2 separate regions of the Homo sapiens genome follow, and region 2 is linked to region 1. A link is a contact called in ENCODE Hi-C or POLR2A ChIA-PET data. All regions are on one chromosome and are shown on one strand. The core of a region is the stretch at or near the end of the contact, and the rest is flanking DNA. Distances in the headings are between cores, read along the strand shown. Region 1 holds the start of TGDS (TDP-glucose 4,6-dehydratase). Region 2 holds the start of TMTC4 (transmembrane O-mannosyltransferase targeting cadherins 4).

Evidence for each region. Hi-C counts contacts between places; a loop is a spot of excess contacts on that map. ChIA-PET counts read pairs that join two places held with the same protein, here RNA polymerase II (POLR2A). Pooled maps may share reads with other maps.
Region 2: a loop to region 1 is called in a pooled map, with 26 times the contacts of the local background. The contact joins the promoter of TMTC4 here to the promoter of TGDS in region 1. A Hi-C loop is called at or near these places in 1 of 168 maps with a recorded cell type or tissue (CD4-positive, alpha-beta T cell) and 10 of 50 pooled maps. POLR2A ChIA-PET finds 5 or more read pairs at or near these places in 1 of 52 experiments (endothelial cell of umbilical vein).

The regions. Positions count from the first base shown.
Region 1 is chr13:94,593,637-94,599,815 of GRCh38, reverse strand. TGDS (TDP-glucose 4,6-dehydratase) reads left to right here and starts at 3,664. Exons shown (of 12, transcript NM_014305.4): 1 at 3,664-3,765; 2 at 5,909-5,975. The coding sequence starts at 3,680. RefSeq lists an enhancer at 3,491-3,800.
Region 2 is chr13:100,673,530-100,679,813 of GRCh38, reverse strand. It overlaps TMTC4 (transmembrane O-mannosyltransferase targeting cadherins 4), which reads left to right and starts at 5,019. Exons shown (of 19, transcript NM_032813.5): 1 at 5,019-5,070. RefSeq lists enhancers at 4,349-4,428, 5,754-6,284 and silencers at 4,619-5,118, 5,149-5,508, 5,559-5,638.

The sequences.
Region 1 (6,179 bases), core at 2,415-4,914:
CAGTGGCACAATCTCGGCTCACTGCAACCTCCGCCTCCCAGGTTCAAGTGATTCTCCTGCCTCAGCTTCCAGCTGGAATTACAGGTGCACACCACCACACCTGGCTAATTTTGGATTTTTAGCAGAGACGGGGTTTCACTATGTCGACCAGGCTGGTCTCGAACTCCTGACCTCAAGAGATCCACCCACCTTGGCCTCCCAAAGTGCTGGGATTACAGGTGTGAGCCATCACGCCCGGCCATGTACTTTCATTTTCAATAAATCCCTGCTTTCGTTCTTTCGTTGCTTCATTCTTTTGTTGCTTCATTCTTGCCTTGCTTTGCTGTGCATTTTGTCCAATTCTTTGTTCAAAATGCCAAGAAACTGGACAACTTGCAGTCAAGACCCTCCACTGGTAACAAAAGTAGGAGCTCAAAATTATTTCATGAATAAATGTATATAAATTATTTTCATTTAACAACAAGCTTCTATAACATATAAGGAAGTTCTCATAACAGACCTCATCATTTAGAAAAAAAAAATATTGAGGAACCACCTCCTACCATATACACAGCATTTTCAGTATTTCTGGCTGACCAGGAATATGCTGGAAGTATTAATATTTTCGGATTTTTTAAAAAAAAACTGCGGCCGGGCGCGGTGGCTCACGCCTGTAATCCCAGCACTTTGGGAGGCCAAGGCGGGTGGATCATGAGGTCAGGAGATCGAGACCATCCTGGCTAACAAGGTGAAACCCCGTCTCTACTAAAAATACAAAAAATTAGCCGGGCGCGGTGGCGGGCGCCTGTAGTCCCAGCTACTGGGGAGGCTGAGGCAGGAGAATGGCGTGAACCCGGGAAGCGGAGCTTGCAGTGAGCCGAGATTGCGCCACTGCAGTCCGCAGTCCGGCCTGGGCGACAGAGCGAGACTCCGTCTCAAAAAAAAAAAAAAAAAAAAAAAAAAAAACTGCAAGGATTCTTTATTATGCAAGTAATCCATGTGTCTCAGAAAAAAATTCACAGTCAAAAGTATATAAAGTGGGCTGGGCGCAGTGGCTCACGTCTGTAATCCCAGCACTTTGGGAAGTGAGGTGGGTGGATCACCTGAGGTCAGGAGTTCAAGACCAGCCTGGCCAACATGGTGAAAACTCATCTCTACTAAAAATACAAAAACTAGCCAGGTGTGGTAGCATGCGCCTGTAATCCCAGCTACTTGGAGGCTGAGATGGGAGAATCGCTTGAACCTGGGAAGCAGAGGTTGCAGTGAGTCAAGATTGTGGCACTGCACTCCAGGCTGGGCAACAGAGCGAGACTGTCTCAAAAAAACAAAAGTATATAAAGTAAAAATTAAACTCCCCATTTCCTCCTTTCCCTGCCCATATCTCATCCCTAAAGGTAACTTATTTTAAGAGTTTAGGGTCAATCCTTTCAAGTAAGCCACAAATACCACAAATATATGTGGTATTACAAATACCACAAATATATGTGGTATTTGTAAACCAAGGACAGGAATAAAACTGGTCCTGAAGAGAAATCATAACACAGGCCTTGAATGTTAGGCCTTTCCTATCTTTTCTTTCTTCTCAATCAACTTTGTTTTTCTCACTGTGAAGACAGGCTTTCTGGCTCCTCACTTTGAAAGAACATGGCCACCAAAAAGTTCCAGCTTTGTAGGACCTCAGAGTTCAAGTAGAGTAACCAGACTATACTAGCACCTTAGTCGAATTCTAAATCCCAAGAAGAGGCTTCAGTTGGCCTAGAGTCAGCCAGATTTCATTCTGTGGCCTGCCTGGGTCAACTTGGGGAGATCATAAAGGACAGTGGGGGGAGGAGTCTGGTCAGAAAAAAACTGTACGTATCGACTGCAATATATTTTGGTCTTCATTCCATGTTGGTATATTCTTTTTAAAGGCTATATAGCAGTTTACTGCATTTTAAAAGTTAGAAGACATTATACACATTTAGATTATTTCCAGTGTTTCATTATTGCAAGCAATACAGCAATGAACAATTATCTATATTATACATCATGGAATTTGAGGGGGTCATAGAATATGAACATTTGAAATTTTCATATGTTTTACCACTTTGCCTTGTAAAAAGGTTGTGGTATGATTCTTCCACATATACACCTGTACTGGATGTTTCCATTCGTTTTCAGCTTTGCCAAACATTATGGTGGGGAAAAAAAGATATTTATCTATTCGACAATATTTAATGGTCATTTATTCTGTGCCAAGTCTCTAAGGACATGCGATTACAGCAGAAAACAAAACAAAGCCCCTGACCTCATGGAACACTAAACAGAGGGCAGTGACATCAATGTAAATGTTGAGTGCTAGGAAGAAAAATAAAGAAGGATAAGATGATTCGGCAGGGTTGGGCAGAGCTCGCTATTTTAATTGTGGTGGTCAATAGGATGCCATTCAAGCTGAAAACGGAAGTAAGGGTAAAAACTAGGCAGACATCTGGGGAAAGACAATCAAGGTCCCGGGGAAGTAGCATGCCTGGCACATTGAATGAAGAGCAAGGAGGGTGGGGAGGCTGGGGCGGAGTGAGCAAAGGAGAGAATAGAATAAGACATCAGCGTAGGACCTAGGGAATATCTTTATCATGATTGCAAGCCTTCTGCGCTGTCTGTAATAATAATATTATTATTTTTTGAGACGGAGTTTTGCTGTTGTTGCCCAGGCTGGAGTGCGATGGTGCGGTCTCGGCTCACTGCAACCTCTGCCTTCCGGGTTCAAGCAATTCTCCTGCCTCGGCCTCCCAAGTAGCTGGGATTACAGGCGCCCGCCACCACGCCCGGCTAATTTTTGTATTTTTAGTAGAGACAGGGTTTCACCATGTTGGCCAAGCTGGTCTCGAATCCTGACCTCAGGTGATCCGCCCACCTCGGCCTCCCAAAGTCCTGGGATTACAGGCGTAAGCCACGGCGCCCGGCCTGAAATAATATTAACAACAGCAAAAGATCATTTTGCAGGCCAGGCACGGTGCTCACGCCTGTAATCCCAGGACCTTGGGAGGCTGAGGCGGGAGGTTGGCTAGATCCCAGGAGTTCGAGACCAGCCTGGACAACAGGGCGAAACCCATCTCTACCAAAAATTAGGCGGGCGTGGTGGCGCACGACTGTATTCCTAGCTACTCAGGAGGCTGAGGTGGGAGGATTGCTTGAGCCCCATTGGTCGACGCTGCAGTGAGCCGTGATCGCACCACTGCACTCCAGCCTGGGTAACAGAGGGAGACCCTGTCCCCGCCCCACTAAAAAAAAAAATCATTTTTAAATTGCAACCTCCCATCTCCATCTGCAACAACTCCCCGTTCTCAGCTCAACTGATAGGTAACCTCTAGAGATGGCTGTAGTACAAGAATGAAAAAAGGTACTCATTCATAAATCTGATCCATAGTGGTGGCATTTCCGGGAAAAACGTTCCATACCCCTACCATCCGGGCGACCCCAATTGCACCTGGCGGACCAGGCAAGGGCGGAAAGGAGCAGCGCCTGCGCGTGGTGAGCGCGGCCCCGCCCAGCCCGCTAGTGGGCGGGCAGAAACTGGCCACAGAGCAGTCTCCGGAAGCTGCCTCTGGCTGCTCTGTTAACGTGTCCCGCGAGCGAGGCGCGTCGCAAAAGGTCGCGGCGGAACTTCCCTGCGCTTTTCAGACCATACTCTTTACGGTACTAGGCACTGCTGAGCTGGGAGATGTCGGCGGCGTGTTGGGAGGAACCGTGGGGTCTTCCCGGCGGCTTTGCGAAGCGGGTCCTGGTGACCGGCGGTGCTGGTTTCATGTAGGTAATGGCGCCGCTAGCCAAGCAGTGGCTCCCCAGAAACCCCTACCTTTTCCCGCAGCTCTGCTTGCCCTAGGTAATTTGGGTCCAGCTTTGAGGGGTCCTTATTCTGATATGGGGAGGGTCCTAATGCACGACCTGGACCAGCTTTTCTCTCTCTGGCCTGCAAAGAAGTGGTTCCTTTGAAACTGACTTCTTTAAAACGCCTCTTCCAAAGCTGCGTTACTCTCCGCCCTTCTGTGGCCGGAGGTGCTCACCATGTCACTCCTTGAGTGCGTGCAAGTTACCCTAAGCTGCTCACCGACTGCTTCCCACCTCCAGCCTAGAGCACCCACACCCCACGATGGGCCCTGTACATATAGGCACCCCCAAAACGATTTAAGGACTATAATAGGACATCTATGTAATCAGCAAACTTTTACAAATCCACTGTTGACACCCTTTTCTTCCTCAGACCCACATTCGAGCAGCAAGTCCTCTCTACTTCCAAAGTATATCCTTACGGCGACCACTTCTCACCAGTTTCCCGTTTCCACCCTAGCCCATGTTTACTGTCATCTTTTGCCTCGACTGCTGCTGTAGCCTCTTGGTTGGCCATAACTGCGTCCACTCATGTTCCTTTAAAGCCTGTTGCTCACATACAAGTCAGTGTTTCTTAAGTCAATCAGATCATGGTAGAAGCAGGATTTTACTTCAGTGGTTCCTGCCACACTTAAGAATAAAGCCCAAACTCTACCATATCTAGAAAACTCAAGTGCCCAAGCCCTACTTTTGCAACCTGATCTGCTTTTCTGTACCTGCCATGCTTCCCCTCTTAGTTCTTGGAACACACCAAGATACACACTTCTGTCTTGAGGCCTTTGCACTTGCTTCCCCTTTCCTTAGGCTGTTTGCACCACTCAATTCTGGTTTTTATTCAGATAGCACCTCAGAGAGTTCTTACCTGACCACCATATCTAAAATAGCCCCTCTCCCAACTAGCACACTTAACCTCTACCTGAAATTATATTGCGGATTTGTGTCTGCTTGTTTATTGCTTGTATCCCCACTCTAAAATGCAAACTCGGTAAGGACAGAGACTACTGTTCATTCAGCACCTGGAAGAATGCCTGGCCCATTCTATATAAGTCTTTAGTAATTGTGGAATGGATGAATGCAAGAGTAATAAACAGGAAACTCTCCTATCCTCCCCTCAAGGAACTCAGTGGCTAGTGGAAGAAGTGGGAATGTGAGGATTCCTGTTTATGGCCATTTGCACATTAAATCACCCCTTCTAATCCGACAAGTCATTTGGGGGAGAGCATCAGGCTGGCAAGTTTCACTTAATGAGAAAGAGGACTATGGACATGAAAGGGTGATACTTGTGTGAGAGTGCGGGTCCAGGAAGGGTGCGACTTAGAAAGTGCTGTGAAAGGAATGCCGAATACAAACTTCAAGTTCATAATTTGGTCAAGGGCTCCCCTCTCCTGGGAGCCCAACATTTTAAGTATACATGGTAAATCTGGTAGATCATTTCACTGAGATATGCCTGTGATTCCCCTTTAGGGTCCTCTGAAGCCCAGGACCCACTGTGGATATCCAACTCAGAATGGTTTCAGCTGTTATTAGCCTGGGAATCCTGGGTTTAGTCTAGAAGCCTCCTGAGGATTCTGGTTTAACATTACCAAAATCTTATACCAAGAAATAGCAATTGCAGAAGTTACTATTAAATATAGACAACTGACTATACTCATAGTAATTTCATTTTTACATACTTATATCTGCAGTTCCTGAAAAGGCATGCTATAGGCATGTACAGTTGTGCTGACTAGCTCCCATTTATTGTTCCACTTTACTCGATACTTGTACCTGTATGGATGGCATCGTTTGGTTAAACTGACTTTTTTCCCTATACCCAGAACCAGTACATTCTCTCTTCTGCATAGTCTAAATGGAATGTAAAACTTTTGTTTATAGATACTGTTGAGAAGTTTGGTAAAAAGTTTGCATGTGTGTATATTTAGTGTAGTTATGTTTTCTGTTATCTTAGAAAAAATTAAAGTTATCTTTGAGTATTTTCCTAGTACTCAACACCTTAGGAAAATATTCAAGAGTTTAGGGAAGTTAAAGTTTTTCACTAACAAGATATACTTTTTTTCCATAGTGCATCACATATGATTGTCTCTTTAGTGGAAGATTATCCAAACTATATGATCATAAATCTAGACAAGGTGAGTTTTATAAAAATGAGCATCATGCACTGAAATTACATTTCAATTTATGTTTTCTAAAAGTACTAGAATCTTGTCATGCTGATATTTAAATTTTTTATTTAGTCATTTTAGCAATTCAGAGGCTCTGTATAGTAATGTGCTCATGCTGTATTTAATCTTATATAAAAGTTTTTGAAACCTGCATTTCTTATGTTGGTCCAC
Region 2 (6,284 bases), core at 3,770-6,269, 6.1 Mb before region 1:
GTAGGGGAACAGGAACAGGGAAATTTTCTCTGCGTCTTATCCTTCTCACGAAACCATAAGATTGTAAGAGGTGGAATCAGTGTCATGCTTACCTTTACCTTCTCCACAGAGCCTGCCCCTGTGCTTGGCACATAGTGTTATATCATTTTGGTCATGGCTGGCTTTGCAATTTACAGAACAAAAGAACATTGGATAAAGTCAGGAGACTCTGATTCTAACTCCAGTATTGCCAATAACATGTAACGCGACTTTAAGAGTTGTGCTTCTCTGGGAGATACCTTGTTAAATGCCTGCTGTGTGGTAGGCACAGTAGCTGCAGGGGTGCAGGAGTTAACTACACAGACATGGGTCTTGCCTTCATGGCACTTACAGTCTAGTGAGATAGTTGGAGATAGACTTTACACAAATGGCCACACTGTCAGTTAATTACAGTTTTAATAAAAGCTATGAGAGTATATACAGATGGACCTACATGTGTTTGGGGAGATAATTCAGGGAAGGGTTTTCAGAGGAGATGACACTTGAGTAGTGACCTGAAGAATTAATTAGGGCAGCAAAAGGTTGCTCCCCAACCTTTTTGGCACCAGGGACCAGTTTCGTGGAAGACAATTTTTCCATGGATGGAGTTGGGGCAATGGTTTCGGGATGAAACTTCCACCTCAGATCATCAGGCATTAGTTAGATTCTTTCTCATAAGGAGCTTGCAACCTAGATCCCTCGCATGCACAGTTCACAGTAGGGTTCCCACTGCTACGAAAATCTAATGCCGTTGCTGATCTGACAGGAGGTGGAGCTCAGATGGTACTGCTCGCTTGGCAGGCTCACTTCCTGCTGTGCTGCCCGGGTTCCTAACAAGCCATAGACAGGTACCCATCCGCGGCCCTGGAGAGTTGGAGACCTCTAAATTGGAGGTAGCCAGGTGTGATGGAGGAGGATAGGAGGGAGCGCTGCAGGTGCACCTGCACAGCCCAGGATGCAAATGAGCTCAGAACACACCAGAGGATGCAAGAAGGCCAACATGGCTGGGGCCTAGGGAATGCAGGAGAGAGAGGCATGAGATGACTCAGGAGCAGCAGGCAAGCAGCCTGATCATGCTGTGGCATTGCAGATCATGAAAGATTGAGGCCTTCAATCTAAGAGTACTGGGAAGCAGGAGCCCACCAAGAGGGGCCGTGTGGGGGCAAGCCACCCTGAAGGCAGGAAATAAGGTGTGCATTGTCTATAGAGAGTTGACAATAATAAAACTGACTAGGCCAGGCGTGGTGGCTCGCACCTGTAATCCCACCATTTTACGACGTCGAGGCGGGTGGATCACCTGAGGTCAGGAGTTCGAGACCAGCCTGGCCAACCTGGTGAAACCCCGTCTCTACTAAAAATACAAAAATTAGCTGGGCATGGTGGTGGGTGCCTGTAATCCCAGCTACTCGGGAGGCTGAGGCAGGAGAATCACTTGAACCTGGGAGGTGGAGGTTGCAGTGAGCTGAGATTGCACCATTGCACTCCAGCCTGGGCAACACAGCAAGTCTCCATCTCTTTGATAAACCTGACAAAAACAAGCAATGTGGAAAGGATTCCCTATTTAATAAATGGTGCTGGGAAAACTGGCTAGCCATATGTAGAAAGCTGAAACTGGATCCCTTCCTTACACCTTATACAAAAAGTAACTCAAGATGGATTAAAGACTTAAATGTTAGACCTAAAACCATAAAAACCCTGGAAGAAAACCTAGGCAATACCATTCAGGACATAGGCATGGGCAAGGACTTCATGTCTAAAACACCAAAAGCAATGGCAACAAAAGCCAAAATTGACAAATGGGATCTAATTAAACTAAAGAGTTTCTGCACAGCAAAAGAACCTATCATCAGAGTGAACAGGCAACCTACAGAATGGGAGAAAATGTTTGCAATCTACCCATCTGGCAAAGGGCTAATATCCAGAATCTTCGAAGAACTTAATTTACAAGAAAAAAACAACCCCATCCAAAAGTGGGCAAAGGATATGAACAGACACTTCTCAAAAGAAGACATTTATGCAGCCAACAGACACATGAAAAAATGCTCATCATCACTGGCCATCAGAGAAATGCAAATCAAAACCACAATAAGATACCATCTCATGCCAGTTAGAATGGCTATCATTAAAAATTAAGGAAACAACAGATGCTGGAGAGGATGTGGAGAAACAGGAACGCTTTTATACTGTTGGTGGGAGTGTAAACTAGTTCAACCATTGTGGAAGACAGTGTGGCTATTCCTTAAGCATCCAGAACTAGAAATACCATTTGACCCAGCGATCCCATTACTGGGTATATACCCAAAGGATTATAACTCACACTACTATAAAGGCACATGCACACGTATGTTTATTGCAGCACTATTTAAAATAGCAAAGACTTGGAACCAACCCAAATGTCCATCAGCGATAGACTGGATTAATAAACTGTGGCACATATACATCATGGAATACTATGCAGCCATAAAAAAGGATGAGTTCATGTCCTTTGCAGGGACATGGATGAAGCTGCAAACCATCATTCTGAGCAAAGCATCACAAGGACAGAAAACCAAACACCACATGTTCTCACTCATAGGTGGGACTTGAACAATGAGAACACATGGACACAGGGTGGGGAACCTCACGCACCCACACCGGGGCCTGTCAGGGGGTGGGGTGCTGGGGGAGGGATAGCATTAGGAGAAATACCTAATGTAAATGACAACTTGATGGGTGCAGCAAACCAACATGGCACATACATACCTATGTAACAAACCTGCACGTTCTGCACATGTACCCTAGAACTTAAAAGTATAAAAAAAAAAACTGACTAAAATCTCATCTGCTTTTTATTTCCACCTATATATACAACCATATGTGTGTTATAAATGTTTCTGATATAAAGGATGTGTAATAAACAATACACAAGTAAAAGGCAGACACTCTTTATTGTCAGTTCTATCTACTTGACTGATTCTCACAGAAAGCTTTGCTTCTTTTTTGCCAAAGGCTTGTATCTGAATCCATCCAATGCTTGTAACTCAACCATGATGTGACTAGTGAAATTACATACCGATCCACTTTTTGCCAACAAATTTATTGTCCTTAAATCTGATATGTGATCTGTTAAACTACTTCTTACCCTTGTATAAACTCATTAAACTGCAATCTTGTTTCAGCACTAAACACATTTTTAAGTTTAATCTACATTATTAACATCTTCCCCATCACTTTCTGAAGTCTAGAGACAATCAGCAAAACAAATCGATCCCTGATTCATGATTCATAATGTTGGCTAATTTCCATGGTGTAAATACTTCGACCATGGCCCATTACAGTCTACCAACGAGACATCACTGAGTGTGGGCCGGGAAAACGCACGTGCAGTAAGCACATTATGATACGTAATACTGGAAATGGTAGGAAGTGGACAGACTTCAGAGTTATTTAGGAAGTAGAATCTTGGCGATTTGTTAGATGCCGAGGTGAAGGCAGAGTTTGGGAAACACTGGATAGTGGTGTCTTCACTATCACAGGGAGACAGGGAGTTGAAAGCAAGCAGGGAAAGGACGCATTCAGTTTTGGATGGGTTCCATTTGAGGTGCTTGTTACCAGGAGTAGCTGAATAGGAAGCTAGATAAACGGATTTGGAGCTCAGAGGAGCAAAGATTAGAGTTGCAAATTTGGGATATATTGATTTAAATGTTGACAGCAGGTTAAATCATTCAGGGAAAAATTGTGGAGTAAGAGGAAAGGTCTGAGACCTTGAAAACTCTGTTATTTGGTGGTCACCCAGAGTAGACAAGCACGCCAAGACTGGGGACAGACAGGAAAGTGGAGCACCCCCGCCACAGGAAGACGTGTTTTAAGGAGAAAGAAGGAATTTTGCTCAGATCAGTTAACACGAGAAAGGAGAGTGTCCTTTGACTTTAGTGATGTGGATGCTACTTGCGACAATTAAAAAGGCAATTTCACCGAGTGTGAAAACGAACACGTGGAGTTGAGAGACCACAAAACTGGGGGCAGGCGCCTCTTTCACCAACTTCAGCGATGGAAAGTAGAAGAGGGTGGCAGCAAGGGTACGTGGAGTAGAGAATCTTGGAATGATGAAATGCCGAGGATACGGATTCCAGTCCAGAGGGAGCAACGGATCGGATTCTGCGATACTGGAAAAACAGAAGGTGGGGGGGGGGGCTCGGTGATGGAGGGAGCAGGTGTGCAGTTTTGCCGGTGGAAAGTGGAAGTTTCTCTTTTCTCCTGAAGCAGGCGGCAAAGACCTCTGAGAGTGGGAGTGTGGTGGGTGTGCCGGGCCCCTGGATGGGAGTGGAGGTTTGGAACCAAGTGGCCCGAGCCTGCGGTGAGTGGGCCCGCCCTGGGTGGCTCTGGCCGCAGCAGGGTCGATGGGGCGGCATGGTCTCGGCGGGAAGAACACGGCTTCAGTCAGTTCTGTTCTAAGAAGCAGAAGGTGGAGATACGCATGTTTTAAACAACTCCTCCCGGACAGGAAGAAGTGGAGTTCTGGCTGTTCTGCGAGGACGCCGCAGTCCCAGCGTGGAGACCACCGCGCAGGCGAAGCGCGAGACAGGCCAGAAATAGGGTCCCGCGCGCGGACCCCGGAGGAAAAGCGAGGGCTCACTCGGTTTCCCGCAGCCAGCCTCGCCCGACCCAGCTGGGGCCGCCCCTTCCCGCCCCGGCCCCGCCTCCGCCTCAGCTCCGCGCCCACAACCCGGCTTCCTCCTCTCCCGCCGGGTCCGTCTGTCCCTGCGCCTCCTTCGCCGCCGACTAGCGCCCCCTGGCCTGACGTCACCGGCGCGTCCGCCAATGAGCTGAGGAGGGACTTGGCTGTGGCCTGAAAGTGACGGGAGCAGCAGCCAATGGTCGGGCGGAGGGGGCGGGCCGAGACTGGTGCTGGGGGGCGCCCGCGCGCGTGGGGAGCTGCGGGAGGCGCGGCGCGGGGGGGGTCGGGTGCGCGGCGGGCGGCCCCTCCCCCTGCCAGGTCCGGGCGGGTGCCTGGAGCCGCCAGAGTTTCCGCACCCGGGAGGGAGATGCGGCCGGGGCTCAGGCTCCTTGCAGGTAACGCGCGGGGCGGCCCCTGCAGGGCCGAGCGCGCCGCGGGGCGAGCGGAGTTGGACGCGGAGCGGGCGCGGGTTCCCCGCTGCCGCCGTGTCCCGAGCCCCGCACGGCGGCCCGGGCCAGAGCGGCGCTGCTGGAGGAGTTGGTTCCGGGACCTGAGCTGCGGCCCGGGCCGGGGTCACGGGGGACGCGGGCCCCTGTGTGAGCCGCACATGGGACAAAGGGCGCGGCGTGGAGGCTGCGCGCCCCGCCCGCCGCGCTCGGGCCCCTGAGCTTCTCCGCCCGGGCAGAGGTCGCCGCCCCCAGCCCCTGCCTGCACAGCCGCGCCGGCGCTCCCTCGGCCCGGGCGCACCCGGCGCCTGCGGCGCGTCCCCGGAGCGGCCATCTGGCCGCGGGGCCCCGCGCCTGGCCGCCAGCTGGCCGCGGCGCAGGCGATGGCTGGACACAGCCGGGCCGCTTGGCCGCCTGCCCTGGGTTCCGCGGCGGCTCCCCCGCCGCGCCGCGAGCGCCTGCTACTCCACGCTCGGCTGCGGAGCGGAGCGGCGCGAGCGCGGGGCCACCGGCCCGGGCGCCCGGGGCCACCGAGCCGCCGCTTCCCGGCGTGGGCTCGGAGTTTGGGGAAGCCGAGCAGGTGGCGCAGCCACTGCCCACCTCCTGCGAACTCTGCGGGGCTTCTGGTCTTGTTGATGTTGTGGCTATGGGCTGCGTGTGTGTTTTTCTTTTTTTTAAACCACACACAAAAGAAGGGAGGAGTTAGAGGAACGATCTAGCCACTATGAGTCATCCCACACTTCGCTCTTTCCCCGGGAGAGCAAATAAATGCATGGGGAGAATGTCTTGAGAAACAGTTATAGTAGGGACTGACTAGGTCCCCTCCCTGTCCCTTTTCTCTGCAGTCCTGTCTGCGCCGGGCGCGCCCCAGATGGAGTGGGGTAAAATCACGGCCAGTGCACCTAGATAGGGGAAATGGCTACAAGCTAGCAAACTGGAAACTTTCTGGGACAGTGGAACTGTGAATATCAAACCACACACATTCTTGCTATAGGCAGCCATGGCCCTCGTGCGCTACTGAATTATAAAATGGGAAGGCCGTCACAGCAGGACGATACCTTAGCCTTCAGTAGCATGTATTCAGCACTGCACGGAGGAGGGCGGTGGTGGTGGCTCGCGCCCCTGCCTTGAGGGGCCCAGGGTCTGATCAGTCAGGAAACTGC